Linked DNA regions of Homo sapiens: region 1 is linked to region 2. A link is a contact called in ENCODE Hi-C data. All regions are on one chromosome and are shown on one strand. The core of a region is the stretch at or near the end of the contact, and the rest is flanking DNA. Distances in the headings are between cores, read along the strand shown. Region 1 holds the start of PSMB7 (proteasome 20S subunit beta 7). Region 2 holds the start of TTLL11 (tubulin tyrosine ligase like 11).

Region 1 (5,356 bases), core at 1,546-4,045, 2.3 Mb after region 2:
TAAACAGAAAATTGAGAATATGCATCTAGTTATATGCAAATACATTATCTATGGCCCAATGGAACACATGAAATTATTGGTTTCTGTGATAACAGTGTGTGCATTCCATTAATGCTACAAATATATCCAAGTTGTACAGAAGTGCCAGGTGTGTTAACTCTTGCAATTCAACATCTACCAAGTATTTACTATCAGATACCAGTAATTACACTAAGCACTGGGAATAAAGAAAATATGAGAGGCCTTGTGCTCAAAGTTGAGTGTAAGATACACAAGAAGACAAAAATTATAACACATAATTTAATACACAGTAATAGCATAGGTACAAAATCCTACGGGAAACCGGAGGAGAAGGTAATTGATTCTGATCATTAAGAAAAGGTTTCAGGCTGGGCATGATGGCTCATGCCTGTAATCCCAGCACTATGTGAGACCCAGGCGGGAGGATCACTTGAGGCCAGAAGATCAAGATCAGCCAGGGCAACATAGTGTGACCGCATCTCTCCCAAAAAAAAAAAAAAAAAAAAAAGAACGAAAAAAATGTTTAAAAAAAGGAAAAGGTTATATATGAGCTGGAATAAAAACACTCTACAAGCAGAGAAGGCAGAGTTTCTAAATAGAATCTCACATAAGCAACGGTAGAATAGCTTGGAGATGAGGGAAATAGGGACAGTTCAGACGTAACTGGAGCACAGGGTGATGGCAACTGAAAAAGACGCTTGAAGGGTAGGCTTTCTATGAGACTGTGCAAGGCCACAGAATTTTGATTTTTATCCTAAAAGCCATGTGGAAATGTGACAAGTCTCTTGAAAAGCTTTTTAAGAAAGGGATGCCATCAGATCTATGTTTTACAAAATCCAGTATGGCAGAAGAGTGAACAATAGGATGCCTAAGAGAGGCCAATTAAATGGTAACTGCAATAGTCCAGCTAAGAAAAAAGAACCTCTATGGTTCAAGTTAATGTTTGAAAAAAAGAAAAAGAAAAAAGAACCCAAACTAGAGCCTTAGCAAAGGAAAGGATAGGAGGGAATGGATTCAAGAGGCACAGAGAGGGCAAAACTGGCCACCAATTCAATTGGAGACTGAAGCAAAGAGAGGACTTGAAGTTACTGGCTTAGGTAACAGGTGGCTGGAAATGCCATTTAAGGGAGACAGAAAATACAGGTTGAAAAACAGGTTTTAGTAAGGAGCACAGGAAGGTCAATTTTTAGCCCTGACATGTTTGAAAATATAAGAGTTATTCAAACGAATCAATACTTACTAAATATTAGGAGATATGAAGTGTATTTTTGAACAGTTCTTGTCAGCAACAACCATCCCTTCAGTTGCTCTTGTATCTGCTCCAAGAACTATGCCATCCTATTAAAAAAAAAAGTTTTTAAACAATTTTACAAATATAAGCCAACCGCAACTCTCTATTCTACTTTAGGGAATACTATGTTGGCCATACCACATGCTCCCCTAATCTCAAAACGCCAGCCAAAACTCATAGCAAAAATATTGTGCTACACTTTCAGGATTTAAGAAAAGGTTTCTTAGTAAATGCTACTAATTGAATCCTGAGTAGGTAAGAATTATTCCCATTTTCAAGTGAGGCTCAGGTGTCGGGTAAATTCCTTGTAAATCAGAGCTAATCTGGAAAAAACCTGGATTAAGACTCAGGAATCTTTCCATTAAATTAGCCATCACTATCAATTTCCTTTTAAAACATGTTGCTTTTCTTTAAAACATGTTGCACAGGTAATCATTATCCCTTTTGACGTTTCCAACAATTTAAGGCAGGAGTTATCTCCATTTGATGCATCTGAAGGTGTCCCTGTGAGAAGGAAAGTGAGCTGCCAGAAGTTGGAATCAGCACTATAGAGTTCAAAGGTGAGACAGACCTGTCTGACCCCAAATCTCGTGATCTCCCATCACATACTTCAGCTTCCTAAACTAGTAATTAAGAAGCTAACTGACCTGTTTAAAAAAAAAAAAAAGAAAGAAAGAAAAAACCTCAGCAAAGTGAGGAAAGAACATAAACTGTTAAGAAGCACACAAAACCTGACAAAAGCAGTCGCTCCTGAAAGACGGTCTCCTGATGTATTCTATAGCATTTGCCTTTCCAGACCGAGCCGGGAGAGACACCGGAAGCCAAGTGTTCTGATTCCTGTTGCCGGTTCAGTCACTGCTGCTCTTAGCCTAACCCGGCTTACCTTATAGACCACCCCAGCGATGGTCGTGCCAGTTTTCCGGACCTTTGGAAGCTTGTATCCCCTCTTTGCAAAATCGGCTTCCAAGACGGCATTCCTAAGAGCAAATGAGAGAATCAAGTGTTGAAGGGCAGGACCACATCGCACAGCACTGGCATGAAAAGTGCCTAACAGAGAACTCAGGAAAGCTGCTACTTGTTTTCACGCCCATCTGTTTAATGAATCCTCCCACCATCAGCACTGTTCTCCCGTTTTCCAACGAAGACAGTCTTACAAAGGGGCCGTGACGTGCCTTAGGAGACGGAGATAAACGGTGGCCGAGTGCGCTGGGAAGGTGGGAGAGCAGACCCGGCTTCAGGAGAAACCCACGCCCAGGCCCTGATTCCCCTGAGTCACACTAGCCGCGGGCCACAGGCCCCGCCATGAATTCTTCCCTCAGAATTCTCGTATCACACCTTGGCCCAGCTCCCACCCGAGCACCGCACTCTTCTCCCTCCCTGAACCAAGCCCCAAGCAAGGCGGCACCTGCGGCAGTTATCAAAAGAGAAGCCTCCAACTGGTGGAGCATACACCGACACAGCCGCCATCTTCCCAAGAAAGCAGTTCCGGGTCGGAGGCGGGTGCAAACAAAAAGAGCCGAGCACTTCCGGCGTCGCTGGCAACGGGGGCTGAAGGGGCGGGGCAAACGCCGCACTAGAACGATTGATCTTAGAGATTCTGGTTCCTAGAGAGGCCAGAGATGTTTGAAGTATATCGCCCCAAGTGGCACGGAGGAGAAAGTGACACCCGGAACCGGGAAAGGACTTGTCCAAGGTGAACGCACCAGCGACCAGGTCTCCTGCCGCTCAGACTGGACTTGTTTCTACCGTTAATTTGGTTCTGCGGTGCTTCAGAGACAGACAGACCCAAGTCCCAGGCACAGCCCCACCACCCCCTTGCGTTAAGCAAGTCTCTTCAACTCTCTGAATCTGTTTCCTCCGCTATCAGATGGAGATTACAACCTAGCTCAAAAGGCTGCTGTAGAATGGCCATTAAGTCTGTGAAAAGAGGCTCAACATGATTAGTCATAGGGTGAATGCAAAGCACGACCACAGTGAGATCCCACTTCGCACCCGCTAGGATGGCCATAAACAAAAAGACAGAAAAGCGCAAGGGTTGCGAGAGTGTGGAGAAATTGGAACCCGAATACACGGCTGGTGAGAATGCAAAACGGTGCGGCTGCTCCGGAAAACAATTTGGCAGTTCCCCAAAAAGTATTATCCTCTTAGATACGCACCCGAGAGGGTTGAAGACATGTATTCACAAAAACTTCTACAAAGGTGAGGTAGAAGGCAGGCCTCCATTCAGAGATGGGGCTGAGATACCTGACCAAATTGAGGACTAGCTAAAACAGGGCCTGGACGGAAGCTGTCTTCCCTAAGACTCGCTCACCAGCCAGCCAAGTCAGTTTACCGTTGCCATGGCAACACTCGTGAGTTACCGCCCCTTTCCATGGCAGTGGCACCATAAACCAAAAGTTACTACCCCTTCCCTAGAAATGCCTGCATAAACCACCCCTTAATCTGCATGTAATTAAAAGTGTGTATAAATATGACAGCAAAACTGCCCTGACACTCTGCCTAAGAGGGTAACCCTGCTCTGCAGGAGCAGTCATGGAGCTGTAACGCCGCCACTTCAATAAAGCCGTTTTCTTCTGCCTCTAACTTGCCCTTGAATTCTTTCTTGGGCAAAGCCAAGAACCCTTGTGGGCTCAGCCGCACTTTGGGGCTTACCTGCCCTGCGTCAAAAGGGGTCTCATTGGCTGGGCGCGGTGTCTCACGCCTGTAATCCCAGCACTTTGGGAGGCCGAGGTGGGCGGATCATGAGGTCAGGAGATTGAGACCATCCTGGCTAACACGGTGAAACTCCGTCTTTACTAAAAATACAAAAACTTAGCCAGACGTGGTGGTGGGCACCTGTAGTCCCAGCTAGTCAGGAGGCCGAGGCAGGAGAATAGCTCGAACCAGGGAGGCAGAAGTTGCAGTGAGCTGAGATCACGCCACTGCACTCCAGCCTGGGCAACAGAGCAGAGACTCCGTCTCAAAAAAAAAAGCGAGGGGGGGGTCTCATTATTCACAATAGCCAAATAATGGAAACAAATGTCCATCCACTGATGAATGGATAAACAAAATATGGTAAATTCATTTAATGGAATATTATTAGACCATAAAGAAGTCTGAAGCACAGATACATGTTACAACAGGGATGGACCTTAAAAATATACTGAGGGAAAGAAGCCAGGCACAAAAGGCCACATAGTGTATCATTCCATGTATGTGAAGTGTTCTTAATAGGCAAATCCACAGACAGAAAGTAGATGTTTGGTTGCTAAGGGTTAGGGGAGGAGGAGAGAATGGATAGGACTGTTTAGTGGGCGCAGAGTTTTTGGAAAATGATGAAAATATTCTGGAATTACATAGTGGTATTGGTTGCACGATATTATGAATACACTAAAAACCACTGAGTTGCACACTTTAAAATGGTTAAAATGGTGACTTCTACGTTAGGTGAATTTTATTTTATTTTATTTTATTTTATTTATTTATTTATTTTTTTGAGACTCGGTCTCCCTCTATCACCCAGGCTGGAGTGCAGTGGCATGATCTCAGCTCACTGCAACCTCCACCTCCTGGGTTCAAGTGATTCTCATGCCTCAGCCTCCCAAGTAGCTGGGATTACAGGCATATGCCACCACGCCTGACTAATTTTTGTATTTTTAGTAGAGACAGGGTTTCACCATGTTGGCCAGGCTGGTCTCGAACTCCAGACCTCAAGTGATCTGCCCACCTCAGCCTCCCAAAGTGCTGGGATTACAGGCATGAGCCACAATGCCTTGCCAGTGAATTTCATTTTAATAAGGCTATTGTGAGTATTAAACATTGTACATGAAGACCATCTATCTTAGCATGTAGAAGCTTCTTATAAATAGTTATTATTAATAATACATTCATTTCATCCTGTCAACAAACCTAAGAGATAATTATGTAATTCAACTCATTTTACTGAGGGAATTGAAGGCTCCTTTTACAGCCTGAATGACTGTGGAATGAATTAATTTATTCACTCAACAAATATTTATTGAGCTCCCATTATGCGTCAGACATGGTTCTAGGTGCAAATGAATG
Region 2 (5,181 bases), core at 1,543-4,042:
CCAGTTCATTTTCAGCACTCACAACTCAGCTCGGGTTTATTTCCTCCAGGAAGTCCTTCCTGGGTGCCCCTCCTCTACCTCCCGCAGCATTTCTCCTTTCACACAGAAACACTCATCACATAATGTATTCATTCATTCAACGAATATTTATTGAGCAACTTCTGTGTGCCAAGTACCTGCGGGTACAGCAATAAACAAAACAAAGCCCCTGCCCTCATGGAGCTTACATTCTAGTGAGGGAAACGACAATAAACAAGCAATACATAATATAATGCCTGGCGAAGTTTAGTACTATGGAAAAAAAATAAATACCAAGGGCTGGAGATTGATGGGGAAGGTATCATCTAAAGAAGTGACAAGAGTAAGCCATGCAAATAAATGAAAAGGGAGAATTTCAGGATGCAGCAGCAATGTAATGACCTGTAATGACCGCAATTATTCCTTTACTTGTGTTTTATTCCCTATTGAACCATGAAGTCCTTGGGGGCAAGGGTCACATCTTAAGTATGTTTGGTTCCCAGGGCCCAGCAAAGAACTTGGCACCTCCAAAGTGGACATTTACGGAATGAGTGAACGAACCTGGGCTGGGATGTATTAGTCCATCTGGCCCCATCTCTCCGAGCAAACGAGATCTGGCCTGCTTTATGTCTCTCTCTCCCACAGGGATAAGCTAAGTGGAGGCCCCACTTGGGCCAATCTGCCTAGCCTGACTCCATAGCCTGGTTTTATTTGCTGGATTCTCCCTTCATTAAGACCACGGCACTGACAAGTTGTCCAGTTGTACCTTTTCTAGCCCTCATATCTCTGGCCTGGACCTGGGGCCCTGCCTAGAAACCCAGATACTTTAGAACTGAGAGCCTGCCTTTGTTTTCCCCAAGTTTCCCCAGCATGAAAGTTCCCCTCTGAATCCCAAGCCCCAAGGCTGGGGGCCCAGACACTTGGAGTCAAACTTCCCCAACGGCTACACCCTATCCACCTGGAAGTCGGTTCTGCCTGATCCTTGACTTCCCTCCAAACCAAATGCACTTTTTCCTATTGGGACATCAACCCTCTGACCACATCAGTCCTTTCTGTGGCCATCTCTCTGTATGTTCCAACTTAATGAAACCATTACCGAGCATCTACCATAGCCAAGGCACAGGGCTAAGAACCTGAGTCCTCTGTTACCCGCAGCAGATCCCTGTTACCACTGGCTGTGTCCACACTCAGCTATCCTTAATCAAACTCCTGACACTCCTGAAAGCACATTAAATACCTTATATGCTGCAAATAAAGTCAAATGGCTTTATCCACGTAGCCAATTGCAACAGACACCTCTAGAGTCACTGGTGCTACATTCCATCCCCTGCCAGTCTAAAATGGGCTCAGGGATGATAACTCATGTATTCATTCACCCTTTCATTCACTGCTTACTGACACATGCCGTAAGCCAAGCCTGGAATATAAAATACAGTGCCTGATTTTATACCACTGATCATGAGGACAGTGGTGGTGCTGGTGGTGGTGATGGTGATGATGGTGGAAGAAGAGAGAAAGGAGAAGGTGGTAACGTAAGTTACCATTTATTGCAGACTTGTGCTATAAAACACTAAGTAGTGAGTCTTCTAATGCTAACAAGATGATGAGATAAGTATAATTGGCCTCACTTTACAGAGAAGGTAATAGGCTGAAGAGGTGAAGCAACTTACTCAAGGTCACACAGCTAAGTAGCAAAGTGTAGTGAGACCCTAGGCCTGTCTGCCTCCAAAATAAAAAGTGTTCCTCTGCCCAAGAGTCACACAGCAAGTGCTAAACAAATATAACTTCAATGAAGAAGTGAGAGAGCGGGTCCGGGGCCCCAGGGGCTTACAAGCTGGTGGAGGAGACAGACGTACACATATCTACAAGCAGAGGCAAATGCTGATGGCTGAGACATAAAAAGAGCTGCAGGGAGGCAGAGGAGTGAGTGGCTAACTTGACCTGGAGGGGTCTGGGGGGCCCTCTTGGAGGAAGTGATTTTGGGGGGTAGGCCTTGAAGGATGAGCACTTTGCGGCTGACAAGCAGGCCCGAGCGTGGTGCACCGCAGGAGCTCAGCCCTCGCCCGCCGACCTGACCTGGGCCGTGCCGAGACCTCTGAGGTCGTCCTGTCCACCCCACTGTGCCCACGCGGCCGGGTCGGGCCGGGCCTCACCTCCTTCCACTTGAGCTGGCGGATGCTGATCTTCAGGGCATCCAGGGAGGTCCTGGCCTTGGAGCTGTCCACGGTGACCGGCCGCTGGGAGCCGTTCTCGCCGGAACCGTGGCCCGAGCTCCGCTTGCAGCTTCGGCCCTTGTCCCGGGGCTTCCCGTGCGGGCAGAGGCCCTGCACCGGCTTCGGCTTGGACGGGGGCAGCGTGGGCGGCGGCCGCTGAAGGACCTGGGTGTTCCCCTCCTCAGCCGCACTGGGCTGCGCCGGGGCCGGGGCCAGGACCTTGGGCTGCTCCTCCCCTGCCTTGCACTCCGGTTCCCCGGCCGCGCCCGCGTCCACGCGGACCTGTTCCGCCACCGTCTCCGCTGTGGCCTCGGCCTCAGCTTTGGCCGCCGCTTTGGCCGCAGCCACCGCCTCCGCCTCCCACCGGGCCGCCAGCTCGCTCTCGGAGCTGCCCCGCCGCATGGTGCTCAGGGCCGGGGCCAGTGCCAGTGCCACCGCCGCCGCCGCCGCCGCTCCGCCGCCCCAGTCCGCCACCAAACTGCCGCCGCTGCAGCCGCTGCCACGCGTTCCCCGCCCGAGCCCGTTGCCATGATCGCTCAGGCTCGGGTTGACAGCGGCAGTCACCGCATCGAGACGGGGTCCGGGAAGGGACAATCGCCGGCCGAGCCCCAGCGACCTCATAGGCGAGGCTGCCCACGTGACCCTGCCTGTCACAGAGGCAGCGGCGGCCATGTTGGAAGAGGGCAAAGAGCCGCCAGGACCCGCCCACCCCGCGGATGCGCTGGATCTCGAGGGCGCAGAACTCGGAGTGGCGAGGAGAAGCGGGAGGGCAGATTGAGCGCGCGTGGGGCTCGTGAGCCTGGGGACTGGGAGTAAAAACAACTACCTCAAGCAGGAGGCTCAGTCCCCGCCAACACTCGCTGGGATAACTCTCGATAGGACGGAGGAGGAGCCCCCCAGTGGGACCCTCCTCAGTGCAATGGATGGGACCCTCCTCAGTGCAATGGATGGGACCCTCCTCAGTGCGATGGATGTGAGCAGCCCAGGCCCTAGGGGAGCAGAGAGTGTTCCGCTGAAGAAACCCTCTGCTGGTCCTTTGAGCGCCCCCAGATAAGAGGGGAGGCACTTTTCCCTGTTCTCAGGGAGCTCCCGATGGGATGGGGAAGTCATGGGCATGGGTAAGCCCCCTATAGATTCCCACTCGAGTTGAGGATATTAACGATTTTTTCTTTTTCTTTTCTTTTTTTCTTTTTTTTTTTTTTTTTTAGACAGGGTCTCTCTCTGTCGCCCAGGCTGGAGTGCAGTGGCGCGATCCCGGCTCACTGCAGCAGCCTCAACTTCCAGAGCTCAAGGGATCCTCCCACCCCAACCTCCCGAGTAGCTGAGACTACACGAATGTACCACCACTCCCGGCTAAGTTTTGTGTTTCTCGTAGAAACGTGGTTTCGCCATGTTGCCGAGGCTGTTCTCAAACTCCTGACCTCAGGTAATCTGCCAGCCTCGGCCTCCCAAAGTACTAGGATTACAAGCAGAACCACCGCGTCTCTTGTTTTCTTTTTTGTTTTTGTTTTTGTTTTGTTGTTGTTGTTGATGTTGTTACAGAGTTTCGCTCTTGTCGCCCAGGCTGGGATGCAATGGTGTGATCTCGGCTCATTGCAGCCTCCGCCTCCCGGCTTCAAGCAATTCTCCTGCCTCAGCCTTGTGAGTAGCTGGGATTGCAGGAGCCGGCCACCATGCCCGGCTAATTTTTTGTATTTTTAGTATAGACGGGGTTTCACCATCTTGGCCAGGCTGGTCTCTAACTCCCGACCTCAGATGATCCACCCGCCTCAGCCTCCCAAAGTGCTGAGATTACAAGCGTGAGCCACCACGTCCAGCCTGACTGCTTTTACTTATATCACTTTTTTTGTTGTGGTAAAATATAACAAAATTTGCCATTTTAACCATTTTTAGTGTACAATTCAGTGGCATTCTGTATACTCACATTGTTGTGCAACCAGCACCACTATGGGTCTCCGGAACTCTTTTATCTTACCAAACTGAAACTTTGTGTCTATGAAACAATAAGTCGGGATTCCCTTCTCTCCTAGTCCCTGGGAACCACCATTTCTACTTTCTGACTATGAATTTGACTATTCCTGGTTCCTCATGTCAGTGGAATCATACAGTATTTGTCTGGCTTATTTCACGTAGCATAATGTCCTCAAGGTTTCTCCATGTTGTAGCATGAGTCCAAATTTCACTCATTTTTAAGACTGAAAAATATTTCGTCGTGTGCATACACCACCTCGTTTTTATCCATTCATCTGTCAATGGACTTAGGTTGTTTCCACCTTTTGGCTATTGTGAAGAATGTCGGTTAACATTGGTATACAAATACCTGTTTGAGCCCCTGCTTTCCATTTTTGGGAGTTGCCATCATTTTAAAGCCAAACCAAGGAGAAAGCTCTCCCCTCCCACCTGAGGGAGCCGCATTTGTTTTTTTAGGAAGTGGGGTTGAGAAGGTGTAACAGCACCCCAGACTGACCACAGCGGCCACGACTGCACACAGGGGAACTTTGCCTCGCTCGACACTACAGGGTGAAAGAAACACAGAAGTTGTCAAGGAACGTGGCCCCTCTTCCTCTCTCATCTCTCCAGGTGTCTTGTTTCTTTGCTTTAGTCCAGGGGTTTCACTTGCTGAATAAACTGCCTTGAAATGTCCAAGTCATAAACTTAAGAGATCCAAACCTCCTTTTTAGCAGCAGAGGGCGCTCGCATCTGTTCCCTTCATGACTTTGTTTCAGAGTTTCTGTAAGCATGGTCGTCTGGCCACTTGCATGGGAACAACCCGGGGTGTTTATTTAAAATGCAGGCTCCTGGACCCCACCCCCAGAGACTGTGATGCAGCACATCTGGGTGGACCTGGGAATCTGCATGTTAAATTAGCTCCTCCGCTGATTCTAAGGCAGCGGAGGCAAGAACCACTCATAGAGTCTGATGCAAGTCCTCTGGAAATTCTTGGAGCTGT

Evidence for each region. Hi-C counts contacts between places; a loop is a spot of excess contacts on that map. Pooled maps may share reads with other maps.
Region 1: a map of CD4-positive, alpha-beta T cell shows a loop between it and region 2 (10-fold over the local background). The contact joins the promoter of PSMB7 here to the promoter of TTLL11 in region 2. A Hi-C loop is called at or near these places in 3 of 168 maps with a recorded cell type or tissue (CD4-positive, alpha-beta T cell and CD8-positive, alpha-beta T cell) and 6 of 50 pooled maps.

What each region holds. Positions count from the first base shown.
Region 1 is chr9:124,412,647-124,418,002 of GRCh38, forward strand. PSMB7 (proteasome 20S subunit beta 7) reads right to left here and starts at 2,796. Exons shown (of 8, transcript NM_002799.4): 1 at 2,718-2,796; 2 at 2,196-2,289; 3 at 1,262-1,359. The coding sequence starts at 2,779. RefSeq lists enhancers at 1-194, 2,703-2,752.
Region 2 is chr9:122,090,516-122,095,696 of GRCh38, forward strand. It overlaps TTLL11 (tubulin tyrosine ligase like 11), which reads right to left and starts at 2,793. Exons shown (of 9, transcript NM_001139442.2): 1 at 2,172-2,793. The coding sequence starts at 2,633. It overlaps LOC124902263 (a long non-coding RNA gene), which reads left to right and starts at 3,617. Exons shown (of 2, transcript XR_007061757.1): 1 at 3,617-3,657; 2 at 4,659-4,885. LOC124902262 (a long non-coding RNA gene) reads left to right here. Exons shown (of 3, transcript XR_007061755.1): 3 at 522-764. RefSeq lists enhancers at 2,321-3,034, 2,784-2,973 and a silencer at 2,384-2,433.